3 separate regions of the Mus musculus genome follow, and regions 2 and 3 are each linked to region 1. A link is a loop called in an ENCODE intact Hi-C map of the cell type or tissue named here. Cell type or tissue: left cerebral cortex. All regions are shown on one strand.

Evidence for each region. Peaks named below come from ENCODE experiments on the same cell type or tissue, not always from the same donor. Only the 100,000 strongest peaks of a DNase experiment are listed, where the experiment ranks them.
Region 2: a loop joins it to region 1, with 2.7 times the contacts of the local background. A loop is called at or near these places in 2 of 42 quality-filtered maps.
Region 3: a loop joins it to region 1, with 4 times the contacts of the local background. A loop is called at or near these places in 4 of 42 quality-filtered maps.

Annotation. Positions count from the first base shown.
Region 1 is chr7:64,561,661-64,569,660 of GRCm38, forward strand. All of the region lies in intron 2 of Apba2 (amyloid beta (A4) precursor protein-binding, family A, member 2), which reads left to right. Among named protein-coding and RNA genes, the nearest start is that of Apba2, 64 kb to the left of the region's middle. In left cerebral cortex, a CTCF peak has its summit at 614; DNase peaks (open chromatin) are centred at 663, 3,419, 5,106, 5,369 and 1 more place; H3K27ac peaks cover 6,234 bases.
Region 2 is chr7:64,447,722-64,455,721 of GRCm38, forward strand. No RefSeq gene overlaps it. Among named protein-coding and RNA genes, the nearest start is that of Apba2, 50 kb to the right of the region's middle. In left cerebral cortex, no CTCF peak of the experiment used is centred here; DNase peaks (open chromatin) are centred at 3,199, 3,946, 4,592 and 5,297; H3K27ac peaks cover 1,252 bases.
Region 3 is chr7:64,626,615-64,634,614 of GRCm38, forward strand. All of the region lies in intron 2 of Apba2 (amyloid beta (A4) precursor protein-binding, family A, member 2), which reads left to right. Among named protein-coding and RNA genes, the nearest start is that of Apba2, 130 kb to the left of the region's middle. In left cerebral cortex, no CTCF peak of the experiment used is centred here; DNase peaks (open chromatin) are centred at 87, 4,355, 4,700 and 5,289; H3K27ac peaks cover 6,110 bases.

The DNA.
Region 1 (8,000 bases):
TTAGCTTTGCGTTGCTGTGCCAGAAAACTGGAAGACAGTACTTAAGTGAGTAAAGATTTATCTTGGCTTATGCTGTCAGAGGTTTCAGACCATGGTTAGCTGGCTCCATTGTCTGTGAGCCTATGGGGAGGTGGAGCATCATGGCAAAGAGCTGCTCTGGTGATGGCAGCTGAGGGGGTGGAGGGAGGGAGGGAACAACAGAGAGAGAGAGGCCACAGGGAACCAGTGTAACCTTTAAGGGCATGCTGCCAATGACCTGCTGTCTCCAACGAGGCCCCAGCTCCTGAAGCTTGTACCATGCCCTACTAGTACAAAGAGGTCAGTGTGTGATCTGAGGGCCTTCCAGACCCAAGCTCTAAATAAACCTGTACTGAGCTTTTTAATTTGTACCCATTCCTCAGTTCAACCATTCACGGTTTACAGCATCCATCCTGTTCTTGGTGTTGTGGCCTTCTTTTCTCTCTGGTTGTGCCAGGAAGGAGACACTTACTGCCCTCAAGCAGAGACTCCTCCCTCCTTGCTGCCCCTCACGGTCTCTGGAGACTTCCAGTTAGTGTTCTGCTGTTGTGAGTTTCTGGCTGTGCCAGACACGCTCAGTGATTCCTGTTAGAAATCAGCAGCTGTGGTTCTTTGTGGCTGTGGTGTTGGAGCCTGGCGGTGGTGGAAGGTGTGGGAGGAAAGCTTTCTGTCGTCCTCTGGTTTCATCCCAGGCTTCCAGTGGGCTGTGCCCCTCGGCTGTCTCCTTCACACATTTCTTCTTGTGTAGAGGCTTCTTCTCTGTTTACCGTGGGCTAGCCCTGGTGGCACTGTTGGGATCGGAGAGCATGCTGTCTGATGCCTGTAATAGACCCCAACTTCATGAACGTTGAGTAGAGATTACCTGATGGCTGGAAAACCATCTCACACAAAAACAGTTTCACTGCCAAGTGTTGAAGGCCATGGGGTTTGAGGAACACTATTCTGGAAGTGGGAAACAGGGTCTGTTTTGGCACTGGGAAGTAGAAAAGTCATAAGCCAGCCCTTCCTGGGAAGCACCTGTTTACGGCGAGGCAGGAAGACTAAGGGTTTCCACCCCCCACCCCTCCAGTTCTGAAAGGAGGAGTTTTTCCCACTCTCTACCTTGGCTCCTCTCAAGGAGAACCTAGTGAGGGCCTGGGGGTAACATTTGGACCCTAGGACTTGTTTTTTTTTTTTGGTCGCAGGAGTCTTCCGCTCCATGTGACCAGGGGGCTCTGAGTTCACCTGTCTCTTCACATCCTGGGGAAGGGAGGCATTTGCAGCCGAAGTTCACTGATAGGTCTAAGAAAGTTCATTGATTTTCAGATCACAGCTGGCTGATTCCCCTCTGAAGATGGGGTGACTTATGGCTCTTTACATGTTGGGGACCCTTCTCTAATTTTCCTGACTTTTTTTTTCTGGAGCTGTGTTCTTTTTTTTAAAATTTTTTATTAGGTATTTTCCTCATTTACATTTCCAATGCTATCCCAAAAGTCCCCCATACCCTCCCCCCCACTCCCCTACCCACCCACTCCCACTTCTTGGCCCTGGCATTCCCCTGTACTGAGGCATATAAAGTTTGCACGACCAATGGGCCTCTCTTTCCACTGATGGCCGACTAGGCCATCTTTTGATACATATGCAGCTAGAGACACGAGCTCCGGAGGTACTGGTTAGTTCATATTGTTGTTCCAACTATAGGGTTGCAGATCCCTTTAGCTCCTTGGGTACTTTCTCTAGCTCCTCCATTGGGGGCCCTGTGATCCATCCAATGGCTGACTGTGAGCATCCACATCTGTGTTTGCTAGGCCCTGGCATAGTCTCACAAGAGACAACTATATCAGGGTCCTTTCAGCAAAATCTTGCTAGTGTATGCAATGGTGTCAGCGTTTGGAGGCTGATTATGGGATGGATCCCTGGATATGGTAGTCTCTAGATGTGGATCTGTGTTCTTTACTTGACTCCATTTTCTGTCTTGTCACCTATTCCCAAACGAGTTCCAGAGCACAGAATTTCCACTGAAGATTGGCTCTTATCTGTACATTTATATGAGGGTCTGACAAGCTCTCGATGAAAGTACCCTGAGTGCCAACCAACAGGTCCAAGACTCGTGGTCTGCTAATTGGAGGGTTTCTCCTGTGGTTGATGGCTTTGGTGAACTTGACTGCTCGGTGTTTCCAGTATGGTTTCTCTTTGGAATTCATGTGTTGGATGACTGAGCCTCAGTCTGATGTCTATGAGGGGAGGGACTCTAGCCAGCCTGAACATGGCAAGCATGGCTCTGGCAGGCCTTGCCCTTCATCCCATTTCCTCTGCCTTGCAAAAAACCATTAAATTACATTTCTAAAGCTAGCCACTAAGGTCCATTCCTTATTTGGCAATTCCCTCCTCCTGAGGCTGACTACCAAGGTCAGCTATCAAAGTATTGTAGTCCAGCAATCAAAAGCCCCCTTTGACTCACCTAATTAACATGCAGAATCAAAATTAAACATCTCATTCTAACACGGGGCTTCCCAATTTGCTTTTATAAACTGTCATTTGCCTATGCGCCACCTCTTTCTCCTCTCTATCCAGAGGGAGTCCTTTGTCCCCACCCTGGACAAACACTCTTTCCCCTCTCCCTTATTCCCTTCCCCTTCTCTCTCATCCTCTATCTCCCATCTTCCTCTCTTATTCCCTGCTCTCTGTCCCTCTGGAGAAAATAAATTCCTTTTTGCCAAGAACTTGGTCTTGGGTTATCCTGAGCGAATGCTGGTTGCTTCAGTGAGAGATGGTGGAACTTAAGAGGTGGGGCTTACTGGGAGGATATCACATAATTGGAACATGTGCTTAGAAGGTATTAATGTCATTTTCATGGTACTCTACATAGTTCTTGTGACAGTGGCTGCTGTAAAGTAACTACCTGATATGTGTGGCCTCATCTGCATGCAGCTCTTTCCTTTGCTCTACCTTGTTCTGATGCTGTCAGTGGTGTACTTATCTGAGGTTGGAAGATAGATCCCCCAGCCATGGACTTTATGCTTCTAAACTTACGATCTTAATAAACCTCCTTTTTCTATAAAGTACACACTCCCAGGTACTAAGAGAGCCTGTGGGTGAGAGGTTCTCAGAGGTTCTCAGCCGGTCTCAGGGAGGAGAAGAATTAGCCTACAATCACCATTCCAGATGCAGGGCTATAGTAGCTGGCTTCTCACTAGGCACGTTGATCTGTGTGCCCTGTGGTGGTGCTGAAGCCAGGGTCCCTCTGTAGCCTTCCAGGCAGCCTGGTTGCCATAGGAGAAGGTGGCTTTTCTATGGTTGCTTCTGGATTTTGGGCTCTTACCCTCTCACTGTATGCTCCCGCCCACCCTGTCCACAGTCCCACTGCCTTGCTTTGGGGATTGGAGCGTGGGGTGCCCACTCATCCAGAGAAGCAAGCTCTCCCAGATTCCCACATCTTGTTGATTTAGTTCTCACAAACAGATTTGAAGTGCTTGCCATCTGCTCTCCTCTTAATTATTTTTCCCAGTTCCACAGAGAGAGGAGGAAGGACATCTCCCTAAAGTCCAGATCACACCAAGGAAGTGTGGCTCTGCCGCCCACCGTGGCTGAGGAGCACAGCTGCCGTCCCTGAGCACAGGAAACCGGAGCATGAGGCCAGCCCTTCTGCCTATGTGGGCCATGCCCCTGCCTGTTGCCCAGCTCCAATGCAGGGACCTCTGGGCTTCAGCAGCATCCTCCCGCAGATCCCTGTATCCTGCTCAGCCAGTGGCAGAGACTAGGGAGAGCTCTGTGCTTCTGGCCAGGACTGGGTCAGTCCCTGTGAATACCTTGCCTATGTGGAGTTTTGTGCTAGTGGATGCCAGGTTGAGAGCTTTATTGGGGAAGCATTAGTGTCTCCTGCTAGTGCTTCCCCAGGGCCATGGCTGTCATTATCTGATGCTGTTTTGCACCTTCTATTGTGTCACATTTATTATCCACTATGCTGGATACTAAAGGAGCCTCAAGCAGCATCCCCACCCCACAGTGTCTCGACACATGCCCTGTAGGCACACACATCCCCGACTAGGGAAGTCAGATGGGTTTTGGAGCTTTCTGGTATGAAATGAGAGTCTTAGCTTCTTCCAGCTCAGGGAAATGGTGTCCAGTGGTATGGTAGATGATTGCAGAGACCCCAAGTCTCCTCCCTAGCTAGAGCCTGCTTTGTCCTGGAAAGCAGTGTGTGTGTGTGTGTGTGTGTGTGTGTGTGTGTGTGTGTGTGTCCCTCCCCTCCTTAACTGTATCCCTTCTTGTCATCAGACCTGCACCTGATCTTGCTTATAGATGAGGCTGAGGGTGTGGTATCTGTAGAAAAGGCAGTCTGGCTCCTGATGTCCATGCTGTTATTTTTAGTATCCAGCAGGTGTTTAATTCTTGCTTCTTTTGGGGGAGACACCCTAGAGATGATCCTGCTGAGAACATATTGAGCCTGATATTCATGCTTGCTGTGTCCCCCCTAGATCCCTCGGAAGCCTCTTGGCTGGCTTTTTGAGATGCTTAGAAGAACTCTGTGTCCACAGTCTTTCTAGACAGGGGCTCTTTAACCATGCAGGATATGGCTGGGTGCTACCTCTCTAGAGGTTTAGGAGTGGCCCATGAGACACTGGGGACTTAGCAATTGTCAGGTACCTCTAGAAGTCTGACTCAGGAGGCAAAGCAAAGCCCCTGTCTCCCCCCCTGGGCCACCTATCTCCTTGCAAGTCTCTGGACCAGGACATTGGGAATGCAGGCTCTTTGGTGCTTATTGCCTCTGCTGGCCAGGTTATCATCATGGGCCACACTGACCACTGTGTCCCACCACATGGCCTCCCAGGAGAACTGTCTGAGCTGTCTATTCTGTAACTCCTAGTCCCCAAGGAGGCCCACAAATGGGAGGTTATGCACATCTACAACCTGTCCCTTATTTCTCTGGGGAAGGGCTCATAGGGTGACCTGGCATTCCTGTCCCACGTCTAGAACCTCATTTTATCACTATTGAAAGCTGTAGTCACCAGCCCTTCTGGGATGGCTTTCTCTCTCTCAGCATGTGGCTGGAGAGGCAGCCTAGCATCACTTTGTGGAGGTGGCACAAAATGTCACTTCTAGATTCACTGCTGGGCTTGCTAGGCTCAGGAGCCGTTCCTCCTCGGTGGGCCCGGAGGGTTCTTTCAGTTCAGCAGAGTGTCTGTGGGTTAACCAGGGTGTTGCCTGCATCTGGCTCAGGGATGCGAACGTTTTTATTTCTGTTGGAATTAACAGCAATTTAAAATAACGGCATCACTCTTAGCTCTATGTATTTGGAATCTTATTTGCATCATTGCAAGTATGTATTTTGGGAAGTTGTGTTTAAATGCACAGATGCTCACATAGAGGAAGTCTCCGTGGGAGAGTTTCTGTGCTGGCAAAGGGGCTTCTGGGACAGGTCTGAAGCAGCTGGCCCTTCCCTGCCTGACTCCCAGGTCTCAGCATAGCAGTAGGAGGCAGCCATGGAATCCAGCCTCCTTTCCCTGGTTAGCAGTCAGCGCTTGCTCATCCTTAGCACCCAGGGTGATCTGCGGGTACCTGAGGCCACTGACAGTGCTACCTGCACATCTTCGGAGTGAGGTACACATTAGGCACAGTGGGAGACTAACGATAACGAATAACCAATCATTACTATAGTTCATTCATAATCTCTAAGTGTTCGCTTCTGGAATCTCCCAATTGGTATTTTCAGATGGCAGCCGACTGTGAGTAGCCGAAGTTAAAAAGCAAAGTCTCTAAACAGCAGGGGCGGGGACTGTCAAGTCCCAGGAAAAAAGCCACGGATCATCTGCACCGCTGATAAGGGATGAGGGTGACAGTCTTTGGCACAGGACATGGTGGGTGTAGGTGGGGTGGTCCCCGAGACTGTGTTCACACTTATCCCCAGTTGTCTATACTTACAGTGGGCTCCAGGATGCAGCTACCGGCAGATGGGTCCGTTTCCCTTGGAGCTTTTCCAAACTGGCCAGCCTCTGTATCCCGAGAGAACATGCAGTCCCAACTTCCCAACATCCTTCCTCGTCATGTGAACCTTCCTTCCCCCCCCACCCCCCACACTTTCTCCAGAGGCTGGACCAATGGACTGACTGGTTTTAGACTAACAATAAACTATGAACTAAATTGACCTTTTTTTCTTCTTCTTCTTCTTCTTCTTCTTCTTCTTCTTCTTCTTCTTCTTCTTCTTCTTCTTCTTCTTCTTCTTCTTCATAAGAGTTCCAAGTCTCTGGTATAAATAAAACGAATATTTTAGATGCACCAAGACACCCTTAAAGCAAATAATCCTGCCCCCATGAAGACATACATACGTATTCATTCCAAGTCTGCCTTATTTTGATTAATATGATCATCTCTAGATGTGTCCATTTTCTAGAGACAATTCTATTCTTCCTGGAAAGTTGGTATAGCTGCTATTAAAGTCATTATACAGGGTCCTTAGAGGACTAAAAATAGAACTGCCACTCAACCCAGTTGTTTCTCTCTGTGTCCCCCTGAGAGACTTTGGGTTAGCACATCTCAGAGACATTTGCATAGCCTGGGTTATGGATTCATAATTCACAACAGCAGAGTCAGGGCCCAGCCCCACTGCCCAGCAGCAGAGGAACACGTTTACTGTTGCGCATACACACAATACTTCTGTCCTTTTGGTTAGAAGCTGCCACACTCCACTGACTGAATGGAGGCTGTGTTGTCAGCCTAACCACATTCTGTTCCTAGGGAACAGACAGAGATGGCTGCAGTCCTGTTGCACCAGCCCCCCAGAAACACCTCCCTACATGCTCTGCTAGAGTGAGCCTGCCTGTTGCCTGCCACCTCTCTTTCTGTTTCTTCTCTTTTCTGAGGTGCTGAGCATAAGTGGTCAGGCACCCTAGAATCAGCACTCCAGGGGTCCAGAGGCTACATGATACCTGCTCTGTTACTTAACCAGAGCCTGATTGGGAAGTGAGGGTCCTATTGTTGGACCTCTAGGATACAGCAAGGTGTTATACACATCACCCTTGTGACCATTATTACAAAGGAAACAAAGAAGCATTTTCCTCTTGCCCACAGGGTGAATCAGGATGAGACAAGACTTGTTTTTGCGGTGTCATGTTTCTTTAAATTGTCGTGTATTGCTGACAGTCCCTGGAGCACAGATGTCCCTAAAGAGGTCAGGAGCCTGGAAGTGGCCTGGCCCCAGGCTCCTGCCACCTGGTGCATTTGTCCCTAGCCCTCTCTAGCCTACGTCTCCCTGCTGTTGTGTCCAGCCCTGCCCAGATGGTAACATGAACTAGTCCAGTCAGGTGTGATTGGAATACTGAGCCTGAATCTTGGGGTCCAGAAAGGGCTGATCAGTTGTCCTGGGTTTCTAGGGATAGCCAGGTCATCCGTCACAGGATAGGACAGCCTGATAGGCTAAGCAGGACCTGCTAGTGAGCCACTGTGGGCATGGGCAGAGGCCATCAGACAGGGCTGAGCCATGGGGGCCAAGGAGGAAAAACAGGCCAGGAAGGTGGCTACGGCTTGAATGGGAACATTACCCACAAAGTCACATGTAGATGGCTTTGAGGATTAGATGAGGTCATCAGGGTTTGTGCCCGTTTTGCATTTGTATGAAGAGGAAGAGAGACCCAACCCTGCACACCATCTCCCCAAACAGTGCACCTCTGCCACATTACAATACAGCAAGCAGGCCCTCATCAGATGCCAGCGCCACATTCTTCCTGGTCTCCAGAACAGTGAGGCAAATAAAGAAAGCTCTATTCTTTTTAAGTTACCTAGCACCAGATATTTAGTCATGGCAATAGAAATTAAAGTCAGCCCAGACTGAAGTTCTGAGTTGTCAACTAGATTCAGCTGGACGGCTAGAAATTGAAGGCCAACCTAGAGGGTGTGACTGGAGTTCATTGGCTGTGCCTTCTCTCAGCACAGGACAGATTCCTGACAAGGCCTGTCAGGAGGGACAGCTCACCTCTATGGAGAACAGAGGGAATCAGGATAGGAGC
Region 2 (8,000 bases), 110 kb before region 1:
GTAGAGGAGTCCGACCACGACCCTATTTTCCAGCAGGCTTATAAAGGCAAAAAACACAACCTAGTGGGAGGATCGGAGAGGAAATAGGGGAAGTCTAGGGGCGGATATTTATTTCAAGGCACCTGGGACATTGAAACATTCTGTGGCTGTTTTTCCCAAAAGTTCTGGGGAATTAGGCCATCTGGCTGGGGGCTGGGGCCCATGTTCTCAGGGCAGTCATTATTTTATTTTATTTTTTATTCTTCAGCTTCACCCAGAAACTGATAGAAACTGATGGTGAAACCTATCAGAGAGGTCAAGGACACCACAAGAAAACCTATATTACCAACTAATCAGGGCCCACAGGGGCTCAGGGAGACTGAACTGCCTTCTAGAAAGCATGCCCGGGACGTACCTAAGCCCTCTGCACATATGTGACAGTTGTGTAACTTGATCTTCATGTGGCACTACTATTAGTGGGAGCAAGGCCGGTCTCTGATTCTGTTGCCTGACTTTGGGACTCTTTCCCACTATTAGGCTGCCTCTTCTAGGCTCAACAGAAGAAGATGCACCTAGTTTTACTGTAACTTGATGTTCCAAGACTGGTTGAAATTTACAGGAGGCCTCCCTTTTTCTGAAGAGGAGTAGTTTAGGGGCATTGACTGAGAGGAGAGGAGGGAGGGGAAACTGTGGTCAGAATGTAAAACAAATTAATTAATTAAAATAAATAAAAATAACATTTTAAGACAAAGAGGAATTATTGCAAAATTTTACCTAATTGTTTCTGTTAATGTAGAGAAATATGGTTGAATTTTAACAACATTATCTTTATATTACTAATATGAGTAATAATATTAGAGCATGTATTGCTTAAAAAATTTTAAAATGAATTTTATTTGTATGAATGAGTTCTTTGTCTGCATATATGTCAACACACCATGGCCTAGTACCCTTGGAGTCCAGAAGAGGCCATCGGATCCCCTGGGACTGAGGTCATGGGTGTTTGTGATTTGCCAGGTGGGTGCTGGAGGTTGATCCTGGATCCTCTGCAAGAGCAGTCAGTGCTCTTATCCTCGAAGCCATCTCTCCAGGTCCTTATAGATTATACCTATGTTTCTTTTAATTCTAGACATCATCTGCAAATAGTTACATTAACTAAAAACTTTAATAATTATATAATGTGACAATTACTTAATACCCAATTCTAAAAACATAGAATTTGTTTATGTGTTATGTGTCCTTGGTGCCCTGGAAAGAGCTGTGAAGTGTATTTTGAACTGAAAGTGAATTGTGTTGATTTTGATAGGCACTGTCTGGTCTATTGTTTTGTTTTATTTTTTTTTCTTTTGAGAGAGAGAGAGAGACAGAGAGAGACAGAGACAGAGAGAGAAGAGACACCAGTATTCCTTTTTGAGTTTATGTGCATCTTGTGTGTGCACTTTCCCAGAGAGGTCAGAAGAGGGCATCAGATCATTTGCTCTGGGGTTATAGATGCTTGTCAGCTGCCTGACGTGAGGTCTGGGAATTAGACTTGGGATCTTTTGCAAGAGCATCGAGTGTTCTTAACCTCTTAACTATCTCTTCAGACCTTTGTTTTGTATTTTTGAGAGAGTTTCTTTATGTGGCCTTAAACTCACTACTATCCTCCTGCCTCAATCTCACCACCATGTCTGCTTTTCCTCCTCCTACTCCTCCTCCTCTTCCTCCTCTTCCTCCTCCTTCTTCTTTAAGAAGAAAATTACTATTTTAAGTCCAAGGAGGACTCTTCCTCCTCCTCTTCTTCCTCTTCTTCTTCCTCCTCCTCTTCTCCTTGAGACAAGGTCACTCTCTCTAGCCCTGGATGTCTTGAAACTCAAAATTTAGAGATATTTGGCCTCAAACTTAGAGATCCCCGTGCCTCTGCCTCCTGAGCGCCAAAATCAAGGGCGCATGTCACCACTCCTGGCCTCAGGAGTCTGTTTTTTATCACTAGTCTCAAGCATGAATTTACTACTTTCCTTTAACCTATTTTATTTGCCATATCTCTGATGTCCCCTTGAGGGAGGGAGTGATTTTATTACGTGAACACACAATGTTGTGTTGATAGTAGATGAATCATGACTCCATAGAGAAGTTAAGTTCTATAGGCCAGCTCCCAGGGCTGTAGGCCAATGCAGATCAGAGTGGGGAGAAGGCTCAATGTCCTGGACTCTAGCTGGGCCCATGAGCTCATTCCAGCACTTTTGTGAGGTTTTCTCTCCTGTCCTAAGTCCTCCATACTGCTGCCTGTTGTAGACCTTGTGTCCCAGGCTTCTGCTGCCAGCTCTGTGTGTCTCATCACCAAACTGTGGTCAGCTTCGAGCTCTCATCTGGTTGGGTTGTGTCTGTATCCACCAGGCTTCTCTTCTCAGGGTGTTCCCATGGCCCTGCCGTGGTTTGTCTCCCAAGGGTTTATGTGATGAAGGTTTTGTTCCCAGTGGGATAGTACTGAAATGTGGTGGGGCCTTTGTGTGAGAATGGAGGCAAGTCTCTTGAGGTGGGCTGGGTCTCAGGAAATTCCATACAGCAGGCTGCTATGACTGAGCCTGGCTCCTCCCTGGTCTCCTACTCCCTCTCTAGTCCTGCATCTCAGTCTCTTCCCTGCTGCCCCTTCCATGTGGTGCTATGTGCTATGAGGGTCACACTGCTTCCTTGGAGTTCAACAACCACGAGGAATGAGAGCCCGTTTTCCTCTCTAAGATACCGAGTCTCCGTTATTTGGTTATGGCAGCAGTATCTAGTCCCTCAGCAGCCTTTCTTATCCTCCGTGTGTGGAATATCCGCTCCATAGAATGTGCCTAGTGTTCTCAGTGGCTCTAAAGCCCAGCGTTTCTTAGTCCTAAGTGTGTACCAGAATCATCCGGTGGGCTGGTAGGCGAGTTAAAGACTGCACTGCGCTGAGAATTTTTGGGTTAGTGGATCTGGGGTGAGGCCTGGGATTTTGTCCATGACATCAGCTATGAGGCGATGCTCACACTGCGGATTGGGAAGCAGTGTGAAACCCACTGACCGAGGCCCCGAGCGAGCGGGGAACCAAATGCGGTTCACTCCTTTTGTCTTTCATTTCTGAAGCGTTAATTGAAGCAAATTTGAAGCCAGGAAATTGTGTATGCTCTGATCTTTGCCAACTTGGGGATCGTACTCACAGCCAGTAATCTGAGCTGTTGCACGGGGAGAAGGGTGGGGTTCCTGGGAAATACCACACATGGACGGGTACATCTAACTTAGCTGCTGTTGGGAGGCGAGAGCCTGCTGTTCCAGTAGATAAACATACTATGTCATTGTGACCGATATGCTTTCTTCCCTGTAGTTGTTTTTCTCACTAAGCAGAGTAGACTCTGGGACTTAGCTGGAATCTGGCGCAGTCACCCAGAGAACACAAATGTCACACACACTATGAGGTTCAGAAGGACCTCGGAAGAAGAAGATCGAAGAACTTCAGATATCTCAAATGGGCAAAGATGGAAGTAAAAAAAAAAAATCCAGGTAGCCTGCCTCGCCGCACCCTCAGTTAGCAGGAGTTACTCCAGCATTGCATCTAGGTCCAGAGGTCCCTCTGGTGATCCTCCACCTTCCTTCACTGCCTTCTTATGCAAATGAGCCCTCACAAGTCACATACTATAGATGGCCTGGTATACTGGCTTGGTATTCGAAATAACTTAAATCTCAAACATGTGTTAAAATGTGAAACTCCACTAAGGTGTAGGAGGAAGACACAGGATATAGTAAATGCAAGTTCAGGGTTCTCATAGCAACCATGGAAACATATTGGAGCACCCTCTTCCTCAACCTGGCCCTCCTTCAGCTCTGCCTGTCTCCAGGAAGGCCACCATCTTCCCTCTCACTGCACAAGCCAGAGAATGGAGAGGAATCCTGGCAGGGCCGCTCCCTCAGCAGACCTCCCGCTAAGAGCACGCACACACTCACACACAGGCAGCTGACAAAGGCCTCTTTCTTTAGCTCTCAGTCCATCTGCCATCCGCTATCTCCCCCATCCCCCTTCATCTGGGCTTGCAGCATCCACTCTGGTCCCCACAATCTGTTCTGCACTTGGCAAAAAGAGTGTTATGCACTTGTGTGTCTATTGATTATCTATCTATCTATCTATCTATCTATCTATCTATCTATCTATCTATCATCTATCTGTCTATCAAAAGCACACCTGTGCTAACAGAATCATAGAAGCATGGCAAAAGATTCTCTGCCTCATACACAGTGAAGCAGACTGGCTCCAGGACACCCTGAGCTGCTATTTCTTACTGACCAGATTGGCAGAGATGAGAATGGTTTTATAACACTGTTGATGGTTGGGGGGCAGAGGGAGTGGTCAGCAGACACTGTTATATGAATCATGGCCCCTGAACGGGGAGGTTTCTGGTCCACAGTACTGTTGCTATGGTAGTTGGCAAGTTTGGTCCAAGTTACACATCCTGATATGGCTTGACCCACTTCTAGGTACTTATAGGGTAGAGTGTTTGTGATGACAACAGTTCGTAATGCACGTGGGTATAAACAATCTAACAGTGAATCACGAGGTGCTGGGTGGAGGGCACATCTGTTCATGGAATTCTATAGAGCTTTAAAAACACCCAAAAAAATCGTCTATGTTCCTTACCATATATGGGTATGTGAAAAAGGGACTTTGGAAAGGTGGTGTGAACCTACATATCTTTTTATCAGGCTCTTAGGGAAACAACAGGGCCCAGTGACGTAAAACCCTAACAAGCCAACCAGGGAGGAGGCCACCCACTCCTTATGTCCTCTGTTGCTCCTTCAGAACTTCAAACCAGACTCATTGCACTGCCCATTCCAAAGCGGTGCACAAGTCTTTCAATGCATGCTGTCAGCACTGACCAGGTAACTAGCACTTAGTGGTGCCTCACAATTTGTTGAATGGACAACATGCTCTCCCCCTACAGAGCACGTACCATGCTTAGCCATACTGTGATTTCAGGTGCACTTGCTCCAGGCCTGGCTGCCAGCCAAGGGTACTCCTGGGAATTTGAGGGATTTGGGGATACCAGATGCTTTCTGTCTTTCTTTTCGCTTTCCAGCCTCCATAAGATGAACAGTGTGTTTGCCCAGTGCTCCCTGCCATGATATACCCCATCCCCCACCCCCACCCCCCATCCCAAACAGTTGAGTCAGTCACAGGTGGAAACTGTAAAACTCTGGGCCCAAATAAACCTTTTAGCCCTCTAAGTTGATGGTCTCCATTATTTTCCAGGATAATTCTTTGCATAAAATGTTGCTCCCAGAGTTGGCAAGCTAACTAGCTCAGCTGCCACCCAGGCCCAGAGCCAGGGTTTGAGTTGGCCCACCCCAAAGTCTACGTCATCTGTGAGCTGTTGGGACACTTGAGGGGGCCAGTCCTGCTGATCCAAAGCTGCAGGATCTCCATGACACAGAGCAACAACAGGATCAAGTATTGATGGTATCACAGAAGCCAGAGACCTCAAACCAGACCAATAACTCATTGCAATGAACATTTACAAGGGAAGATGTGTGGACAGAGGGACAGAGGGATATACTGTGGGACACAATGTAATACGCTACAGCTTCTGTGAGGAGATGTTTTCTATGCTTTGTGGTTGTTGTTTGGTGTGTGTGTGTACTTGTGTTTTATTTAGTGGGGAATACAAGGGTGGAGGGTGCATATGAAGGGACTGGGGTACATGATGTGAACATGTACAAAGGATCAATAAAAATCAATAAAAAAAGAATCAATAAAAAGTGTTTTAAAGAGGTACTCTCAAATTTGACAACTCAAAAGAAACAATATTTCTTATCACCACTTTCTATGAGACAGTGGCCTAGGCATGGCTAGCTTGGCTGGGCATGGCTTGGTGAGTGCCCATGGCTTCCATCTCTCAGGAGATGGCAGTCTGATTACAGAGGGTGCTGCTACAGCCCTGGGGAGCTCAGCTTATAAATGTGGGTCACCAGGGTCACAACCGTGATGCCATTAGGCCTGGGTGTAAGAGAGGACATCACCTCTGTTGCCTGAGTGCTTTCTCAGTGTGGCAGCTGGTCAGCAAGAGGGGAGGAATGGAAGAGCACCCCCAACAGAAGCCATGGTCCACTTGTGAAATGCAGAGTCAAAAGGGTCACCCATCACTGTTGCTGGATTCCATTAATCAGAATTAAGTCAGAAGGTCTCCACACTTAAAAGGAAGGACGTGGGTCTCAGAAGGCATGAGCCCAATGGCTGTCCATGTCCTTCATTAGGATAAAGTGTTTGCTAAAGCTGTATAGGCCTGGTCTACTCCCTGCATACCACAACCACCCCTTCCATTTCTCCAGCCTCTTCCATGTGATCTCTTTTTATGTTCCTTGTGTGAAGTACTTTTGGACAGTCTCAGTGCCTCTGTCCATGATGTCCCTTCTTCCTGCAGCACAGGCCCCTCTCCCATCAGGAACCTTCCTGACATGGAGCCATCCCTCCTGTGTCTGCCTCATTCGAAATTTCTCTCTGCTTGAGTAACTGTTGCACACATGCCCATCTCTCCCACAAAGCTTCAAGGCAGTGAGCATATCTGGTCTTGCTACAATGGCACCCTCAAAGCCTAGCACAGATTGTATAGTGTGATGGTTTCTTTCAGGTGCCAAGTGGACCCAGGGGTGGAATACCCAGAGAACTGGTGGCATTCATCTCTGGAAGTGTCTGTGAATGTATGTTTACAAGGGTTGGGCATATGAATCACTGAACTAAGTGGGAAAGATACACCTTCAGTGTGGGTGAGTGCCAGCCAGTCAGCAAGGGACAAGAGGGAACACACACATAGGAAGGGGATTGGCTCTCTAAAGCACTCTCCTACCTTAGACACCAGAGATCCAGGCTTACATGTTGTATGACTTTACTTGGGGAGATGTGACTTAACATCTATTCACCCCAGATCAGTCTCCAATAGCAGATCAAATGAATGACTCCACTAGAATCCATAGTCTTGAACCAGTGGTCTTACTGGGGCTAATTATGAGGACAAAGATCAAGGGTTACATAGAAGAGTATGGATGACTCAAGATCAGCTGCATCACTGAAAGCCCACTGCAGCATGAGTGATAACTCAAAAATGCTCTTTTGTTGGGCCTACAGGCAAGACTCAAAGTCACCTTGGCTGCCCAAAGAATCTTTCCTCCTCAGCAGTTCTTATTGCTCACACAACCTTGGTGATAGAACTTGTGAATCTTGGTTGTTTCAGGAACTTCCTGAGACTTGTGAGTTGCTTACTTTGCCAGCCTACTTTTATTTACTTCTTGAGTTTTAATAAGCCTTGGTCCAGGGTGGGATGCTTTAATTAAAAGGAATTATTACTTCACAACACAATAGGAACTCTTCCTTCAGCCTCCACAATTCTGAAGCTGTTCAACAGTGACATGACCTGCATCCCAGGGCCCAGCTGGACTGTGTAGGATGCTCAGCCTCCATAGTCACACAAGCCATTTCCTTTAATATGTCCCATATTGCTTCTCCTTCCCTTTCTCTTTCTATTCCTCCTCCCCTTCAGTCCCCTCTCCTATCTACTGAGTCTGTATTTCTGGAGAACCCCGATTTATTCAGATAATAATACCATATAAAGTCTAGGTGAATAGATTAAGTCATTCTCTTCAGAATTGTGTAGGTCATGGTGTCAGCAGGAAGCCTGTAGTAATTTAGATAAAATAGAAAAGGGAAATTCAGTGAAAAGACTATTAGCAAAGGTGCATTGGAGCTAAAAGCCTAAAGGACCACACCCTGACGTTAGCAGCACAGAGTAGTCATTAGCATTCCAGGCCTAAAGGAGAGAGGAGGGGAATACTTTCTGGAACCCAATGAGACTGGGAAATGAGACTGAGCTGTGGGAAAGGGCTATAGGGCAGTGTCTTTAGTCTAGCAGGAGCCCCTGGCCAATTCACTAGGCTCTATAAGGAGAGCAGAAGTCAGGGAGAAACCCAATACCACTTCAACTCTCATGTCTTCTTACAGTATTCTCCACCAGACTAACCCAAACATTGGGCTAGGA
Region 3 (8,000 bases), 65 kb after region 1:
TGGATGTTCAGCTGCTTTCCAGTCTCTGGCTGTTACAAACAAGGCTGTCATGGATATTTATGTGTGTATCTTGGTGAACGTGAGCCAGATTCATGAGGCGTGCTTAACAAGGAATTGCTGTGGGGTTGAGGCTGTGAATCTTGAATTTTACTAGAAGTAGCCAAATTGCTTTCTGGACTGGGTGGGTATAGCAAGCAGCTTCCTCTGCAGTTCGTGTGAGGCTCCCCTCTGCTCTTTCCCTGACAACACTCAGCATTCCGGTTGTTTTTAGTGTTTGTTAGTCTGAATGCAGGCTCTGCCTGTGGTGGGTTGAATGAGAATGACCTCCACGGGCTCATAGATTCAAATGCTCTGTCCACAGTTAATGGAACAATTTGGGAAGGATTAGGGGGTGTGGCCTTGTTGGAGAAGGTGTGTCAATTACTGGGCTTTGGGGTTTCAAAAGCTCACACCAGACTCAGTTCTCACATACTCTCTATCTGGCTCCTGTTTGTGGATCAGGAAGCAAGCTCTCAGCTCCCATGCTCCTGCCACGGTGGTCATGGGTTTGCCCTCTAAAGTTGCAAACCCCCAGTTAACTCTTTCTTCTATAAACTGGTTGGTTGTGGTATGTATGCAGCAATAGGAAAGTCACCAAGACACCACATGTGGCTTTGATTTCTATTCCCTGCCTGCCAATGAGACAGTACATCTTTCATATATTTATGTTTATTTCTAATTGATTTTATCTACTTGTTCTTTTGGGATGGCTGGACCTACTCTTTGCCCCATTTTGTCTTTTCTTGTGGTCAGCCTAATCTATTGTTTGACTTATGTATTGCAGATATGTTTTCTCTCTTAACTGCTTTCAATGTGGCACAGGGCTGAGAGTGTGGACTCGAGGGCCATCCTGCCAGGATCAGATCTTTGGCTCGGTATTTCCTCTGTGGCCTTGACTGAGCTAATTCATCTGCCTCAGTTTCCTCCTCTGTGAATGGGGCTGAGAAGGGGAAGAGGTTTGTATCCATGAAGCAGATCTTTGTCCCCCTTCTACTGGGGTTGTACAATTCCACAGGTTTGATAACTTGTAAAGAATAGATGTTTCTGTGGCTCACAGTTCTGTAGTCTGGGAAAAACAATATGAAGGGACTGGAGTCTGATAAGACCTGTGTCACCTGTGGCAGAAGATGAAAGGGGAAGACAGAGAAGGAGACTGAGAGGGAGGAGAAAGAGAAGAGGGCTGAGCTCATCTTCCCTCAGAAACCCACTCCTGTGATAGATGAACCACCCACATTAATGGATTCATGAGGACAGAGACCTCCTGACCTAAATACCTTTGAAAGGTCCTGCAGCTCAGCACTCGCATTTGGGTTAGATCTCCTGTGGGTGAACTGTGGCGGACACAGCTGAACCCTAGCACACGATGATGAGCTTCATCTAGCCTTGCCCTTTGAGGTCACATGGGAGCCTATACACGGGCATTGCTGCCCTGTGCACACCCTGTGGGTTCTGTGTCATCCTTTGATGGGCTGGCAGGCCCTGCTGCGCTTGGCTCTCAGCCTTCTATAAAGCCCTCCCTTCAGTCCCCAAGCTGCCTGAATCAAAAGCAAAATCCTCTAGGGGACACCTGGGAATTGGGAGGCACCAGGCTCCCCACAGCAAAAATAGAAGCTTCATTTGCTTTGGAAAACAAATGACAGTGAGAAGGGAAACCAACTGGGGTGGCTGAGGAGGCTGGGGAGCCCTCAGTGGTCCTGGGCACTGTGAGGTTGGATGCAGCTGTGCTGATCTGCCAGCAAGCTGCCCCGTTCTCTTTCATCCTGGCCTCCCACTGGCATTGCGGTTGGTCTGTGACATCCACATTCTTGGCATCTGAGGCCCAGTTTTTTTTTAATACCTGCTGCACTGTCCTCTGGCCAGACTCCAGAAAACAGGACGGGTTTAATGTGGAGAATCATTGGGAAAATATGTCAGAGATTATAGGGAAGGCAGGCCTGCCAAGAAGGGTACAGAGAACTGTGCTTGGTCCTGTGATGGCGTAGGCTATGTAAGGGCAGAGTTACTGATGTGCAAAGTACTGCTGAGGCCGGCAACCACTAGTTGCAGAAGACCTGTTAATAAAGTAGCCAGGTTTGTAGTCATGTCTCAGTCAGGACATGTTCTGAGAAGGGTTGTGCAGACCCTACTTACAGACACTAAGGTGATCTACGCCTCGTGTCAGGTATGTGCCGTTTTACATCACATGGATACTGTGATATCACTGAGTGTCCCACACAGTCTCTGCTTCAGAGCTGGGGCCGGAAGTGAGAGGCTGAGAGCCCAATGATACTCGTTGCCGCGACCCATCACCTCTAGATTCTGAATGATATCTTTCCAAGTCTGGGGTTTGTACCCATCTTAGTAATAACAGTTTGCATGTTATTTTTAAGTCTCTCCAGTAGCGTTAGTCGGAAGCACCTGCTGTAACAAGCAGTTGTTTTTGAAACTTTGAGATCATCAAAGACCCACTTTAAATCCAGCTTGTTCCCAAAACATTTGCACAAATAAGAGTCTGGAGATTTGAGCTTTTTTATTCTGAAGATGCAGCTTGCACAGGAGGAAAATAACACACTCTCATCTTTATAAATAGTGTTATTAGCATTGAAGACTTTGCTTTGCAGTCAGCTTAGGGACTTGGCTATTTAGAATCTTAGTATCTTACTTATAAACAGTACCTGGGCCTCCACTGTGACCATCTCTCCTTCCTACTGGCTCTGAGGACCTGGTGACCCTTTTTGAGCTCAGTCTCTCTTTGCTCACAGAAACACTGCTAAGACCAGCTCTTAGAGTTATGCCTCTGGGCTTCTTTCCTTCTTTGTCCTGGAAGATACTTGTTCTGTTCACCTGAACACAGTCTCTATGTATCACATCAGTTAGCGGCAGCCAACGTGTGCTCTTGGTCTGGGGAACATCCATTTTCTTATCCCAAGAAGTCTCATTCCCCCATCCTGGGTAATGTATGGGCTCTGCTCCATCTGTGGAGATGTAAGCCATCTCCATGTGTTCTCTCCAGGGAAGATTGGATGGGGGGGGGGGGTCTCCAGTACCCGGTGCCAGGAGGCCATCTATTTTGTAGCCTACCTGTGCAGTGCCTGCTTCTCTCAGTGAGGCAGTCCCAGGGCAAGCAACGGTTACCCAACCAACAGTCCTGTGTGTGCAGACACAAGTTTGGTGCCAGGCTATGTCATGGGGTTACAGGAGGAATCCTTTGCCTTTGATGCTTCTAGATGTAGGTCAGCCCTTCTGTCAGGGCCTCCTTGAGCCATCCCAGGGCCTCTGCAGTATGTGGCCAGGTCCTGTTCACAGATGTCTGCAGGGTTATTATTCCCACTTCACGGTGTGCTCTCCCTCCATCTCCAACATAGAGTTACAGACTTCCCCAGACTGAGCCCAGCATCTAGCCCTTTACAATGTGGAGTTTCCCAGTCAGCACACAGACATTAATATATAGCTCTGTGGTATTAGAGGCAGCCACCCAGTCCTCTGCTGTGCTAACGGTGATTCCAGTGTGGTTGGATAAGATCAGAATTCTCCAGTGAGTTGGATATGTTCATTTCTCCATCTTCTTGGCTCCTCACCCCTTGCAGATCTGGGACTTTATGAAGCTGTAACAGTTGCCTTAAATTTCTTAAGAAAATGGTTTCTAGGTTGCTTTTGATGTGCCTGTGCCATCCCCAGGCTCTTTCCCTGGGGACCTTGGCTTTAGATGGATAGTTCAATGAGTTGTCCCGACAGGGGTGGGAGTGGGGTTCTGCTGAGTGTGTATGTATGTGTCTGTGTGTGTGTGTGTATGTGTATATATATATATATGTATATATATATATATATATATATATATAAATACATAATATTTATCTATTATATATAGCATATTTATATACTATATAATGTTTGTGTATATACTTATGTATTTATATAACTATATATTTATTTATATGAGTATGTTTATATAATTATATATTTATATATAATATATGTATATATTTGTATGTGTATATATATGTGTGTATTTATTTATGTGTGTGTATACTCACATCTCTATCTCTCTCTTACACACACACACACACACACACACACACACACACATGATTTGGGATCTCCCATTAGCCATCAAAAGTAACCAGTGAATTCCGAGTCGTCCCTCTAAGGAATCTTTCCTCCTGGAATGCCTGGAAACAAGCGTCTGAAATGCTAAGTTTGACCACGGATGAGCTCATTCCCAGAGCCTTGCATGTTGAAAAGCACAGGACCAATGGCAGCAGTTGAAGTGGTGTCCTATGAGGAAGTTAATGAGTTCTGGGACCTGATTGCCAGCAATCATAACGGTTATCTTCCTGTGAGAAGCTGGTTCTCAGGAGTGGTATATGACATCAGATAGCTGAAAGCTATTCATTGGATGTACCGTCTGTGTCTCATTCCCTCTGTGGACACAGCAATAGCCTAGAGTGCCTTTGCTTCTGTGGTGGCTCCCAAGGTAGGGTGGGAGGCCCTGTACCCTGGAGGATCCTAAGGTAGTCAGGGAGAAGGAAGAATCCTTTGGTTTGAATTTGCATGTCTTTCTTGGAAAGCTGAGCTGCGGGGTCAACCATCTCCCACCTCCATCCAAAACCAAAGCCTGTGAGTAGATGGATCTGGAGTGCAAGGCGTCCTGGCCCTCTGGGGAGTCTTCCAGTCTGAGGATGTCGAGGGCTAGGAAACGATTCTGATGATGGCTGTGGAGTGGAGGAACAGGCGCTGTCTAATCACAGATGGCTAGGGAGGCCTGCCATGCCCACTCCTGGGGAGGGAGAAAGGAGCAGAATAGAGTTTGGCAGTGATAGGAATGGCTGGACACGGTAGATGTGCAGAGAAGCCCAGGTAACCCAGCAGGCATGCTATATTTCTTTCTCTGTCCCTTTTAGCTATTAGCAGGGGCCAGAAATGTTTTTTTTGTTTTGTTTTGTTTTCTAATCCTAGAGGGATGGCTACCGACTCTTCTGGCCTTCAAGGGCCTTCCCCTGCTCCCATGAAGGTCTGGGAGAGGGTGCAAGAACCTGGTGGTGATGTGGTAGGTGACCTTGCATTTGAATTAAAAGGCTGTGGGGAAACTGGAGAAGATAAACATGAAAAGAATGCAAATGAATCGCATCAGAGTGGACAGGAGCCCTGACTCCACATCCACCAGGGATGGCTGCGTGGAGCCTATAAATAGGCACTTAAAGCCTGCTTCTAAATTGAGTTCAGATGTGGGCCTGTTTCCTCGCACGGAGAAGTATTTGTGTAAGGTATAACACACCCCACTGTTTCCAGGCTGGAGGATTTTGTGCTTTCTTGGGGACTCTATGTGGAGCAGGCGGGGGATGCGCTGTTCCAGATGAATGAGACTCTGTCCTTTTCAGGGGCCTCAGAGGAGAGAGAGCTTGTAGAGAGGGGCTCTCCAGGGAAGGAGGCAGCAGCAGTTCTCTGAGGGCAGGCATGCGAGTCCCTAGACAACTCCTGGGCTTCTCCCAGGTGTCCCTGTTCAGGAGCAGGTAGGAGAGTCTTAGACCCAATGCACACAAGGACCTCCACAGGCCCACAGTGAATTGGGATGATGCCAGATGATCTGGAATAGAGGCTGAGACACATCCTTAAGGGGAGGGGTGTAACCTATATGTATGGTGGGATGGGGATCCTGGTTTCCCAGATCTCTCTTCCTGCATTACTCCATTTTCTGCTATTCTAGTAGTCAACTCTGGATGGGTACTTTTTTTGGGGAAAGATGCTTTATTTTGGTTCTTGGTTCTGGAGATCCAGAGTTAAGAGCTGCATATTGGGATGGCCATTCTTCTGGCAGCGCCCAGGGGTGAGTGTGCGGCCTCAAGTGGTGAGCAAAAGAGCAAGTTGCTTGTGTGTTCAGATTTCTCTCCCTCTTCTGGTAAAGCCACCAGTGTGAGTTGTGGGAGCTCAAGATGGCTGGTCCTATCCTGATTATCTCCCAAAGTTCCCTCCCCACCCCATTGTCCCCCCAAGCACCATGGCCAGAATAAGTTCTCATCTCTAAATATCTCACAGCACAAACTAAACTCTGACAGTGTCATAAGGGACAAGCTGTCCTCGGGTCTCAGCACTGGCTGACTGGCTTGGGACAAAGCTACCTCTTATCTACTGCTCCGGAGCAGTGGTGCTAGTTCCCCGTGGGCAAGTGAAGTGTTTTGCCCACGGGACTGTACCAAGTATGCTATGCACCAACTCATTCATTAATTGATTTTGAAGGATCCTGGGTGGCAAGCTCGCACTGTGTCCCAGGGCATTTATTTGATGTGAATGTGGCTTAAGGTGCTGGTCTGGGGGTTTTGCTGGCTGTCACTTACCCAACTGCCTTTCAAACAGCTTTTTTTTTTCTCTTCTGCCTTATTTTCCTAATGTGTTTGTTAATATGCGTGCATTGTATTCTCCCCCCTCTTGTACCTTCCTCATTGGTGTGTGTGTGTGTGTGTGTGTGTGTGTGTGTGTGTAGGTCAAAGGTTAACGTTGGGTGTCATTCCATAGGTGAGACCTAACGTGCCTTTTGAAATAAGGTCTCTCAGTTGGCCCCGCATAGGGCTCACCAGTGCGTTCCAGGGATCTTTTTATCTCTACCTCCTCAGCTCTGGGATTACAAGTACAAACCACATTGGTTGGCTTCTCTTTGTGTGTGTGTTGGGGGTGGGGTGGTGGAGGGGTCTGGCTCTCAGTAAACACTGTGCTAACTGACCTATCTCCACAGTCTCAATAGTCACTCTCCTCCACAGCCGTGCACAGGTTGTGCAGGCCTCTGTTGATGCTCACACAGGAAGCAAGCAGCCCATACTGACTGCACTCTAGGAAGTGGGTATGTGGTTGAAATGCCTCATCTGTGTCCCCCACAAAGAGGCCTCCCCAGAGAGCCAGAACCTGTAAGGCACTGAAGTGTTACACATACACCAGACCGTTGGGAAGGACCTGTGTAGCTATGTGAATGCCAGACCCCTGACACTCCAGCAAGGACACAGAGGTGAAGGGTCTGCAGATCCCTTACCAGTCTGTTAGAGGATTCTAGTCAGGTTTGTTCCTCTGGACTGGAGGCGTTCGCATGGGCTAGGCTGGGACAGATGAGATTCTCCAGTGCTGGGAGGACCTGCCACTAAGAATGTCTGCCCAGGGAACCGAGAGTGACTGGCTTTGTTGGAAATGTGATCGTGCAAGTCCAGAGTAGAACCCATTGTTTGCTTGTGCCTGTAGAAAAGACTCATTTCTTTCTCCCCAGTGAATGCAGCTGAGCTCTCTGACCTCAGACCTCTCAGCAGGTAAGAGGAAAGTTACCTTTCTACTGCAGCTGCCTAGGGAGCCTCTGCCCTGGGTTTTCTGTCTTGGAAGGACTCAGGAGGTGGCCTTTTAAAGGGGAGCAGAAGAGCTGGAGAGGTAGCTCAATGAGTAATGTGTTTACCCTGCAAAGAGGAGGACCTGAGTTTGGACCCTCAGGTATGCATGTAAAACTCCGGGTGCAGGGGCCTGGGTCTGTAACCTCAGCTCTCAGTGGGCAGAGACTGCAGGACGGATGGATACCTGAGGATACGGATTAGCCAGTTAGTGAGCTCTGGGTTCAGAGAGACTGTCTTAAAAATAAGGAGAAAGACTGAGGAGGAAGTCGCGTGATGTTGGATTTTGACCTTCATAGGCATCCACACATGTGTACACACACACACACACCACACAAAACAAGAAAATCCTTTGTATTTTCATCCTGTTTTAGCTGTAGCATATGGAGAAGGGGATTAGAGTCAATTCTGAGGACAGATAAACCAAGCTTTCCTTTTGGATCCAACCCAGGTCTGTTGGGTTTTCCTCCTTAGCTTTTACTTGTAAAGCAGTCTCTGTTTAGGGAAGTTGAGGGGCCTGGTCCTCCTTCCTGTTGTCTAATGAACCTCATGGCCAGGAGGGAGGGCAGAGACCCCTGACAGAGAAAGTGAGGGAATCCTTTCTCTTCTTTTACTGACTCTTCA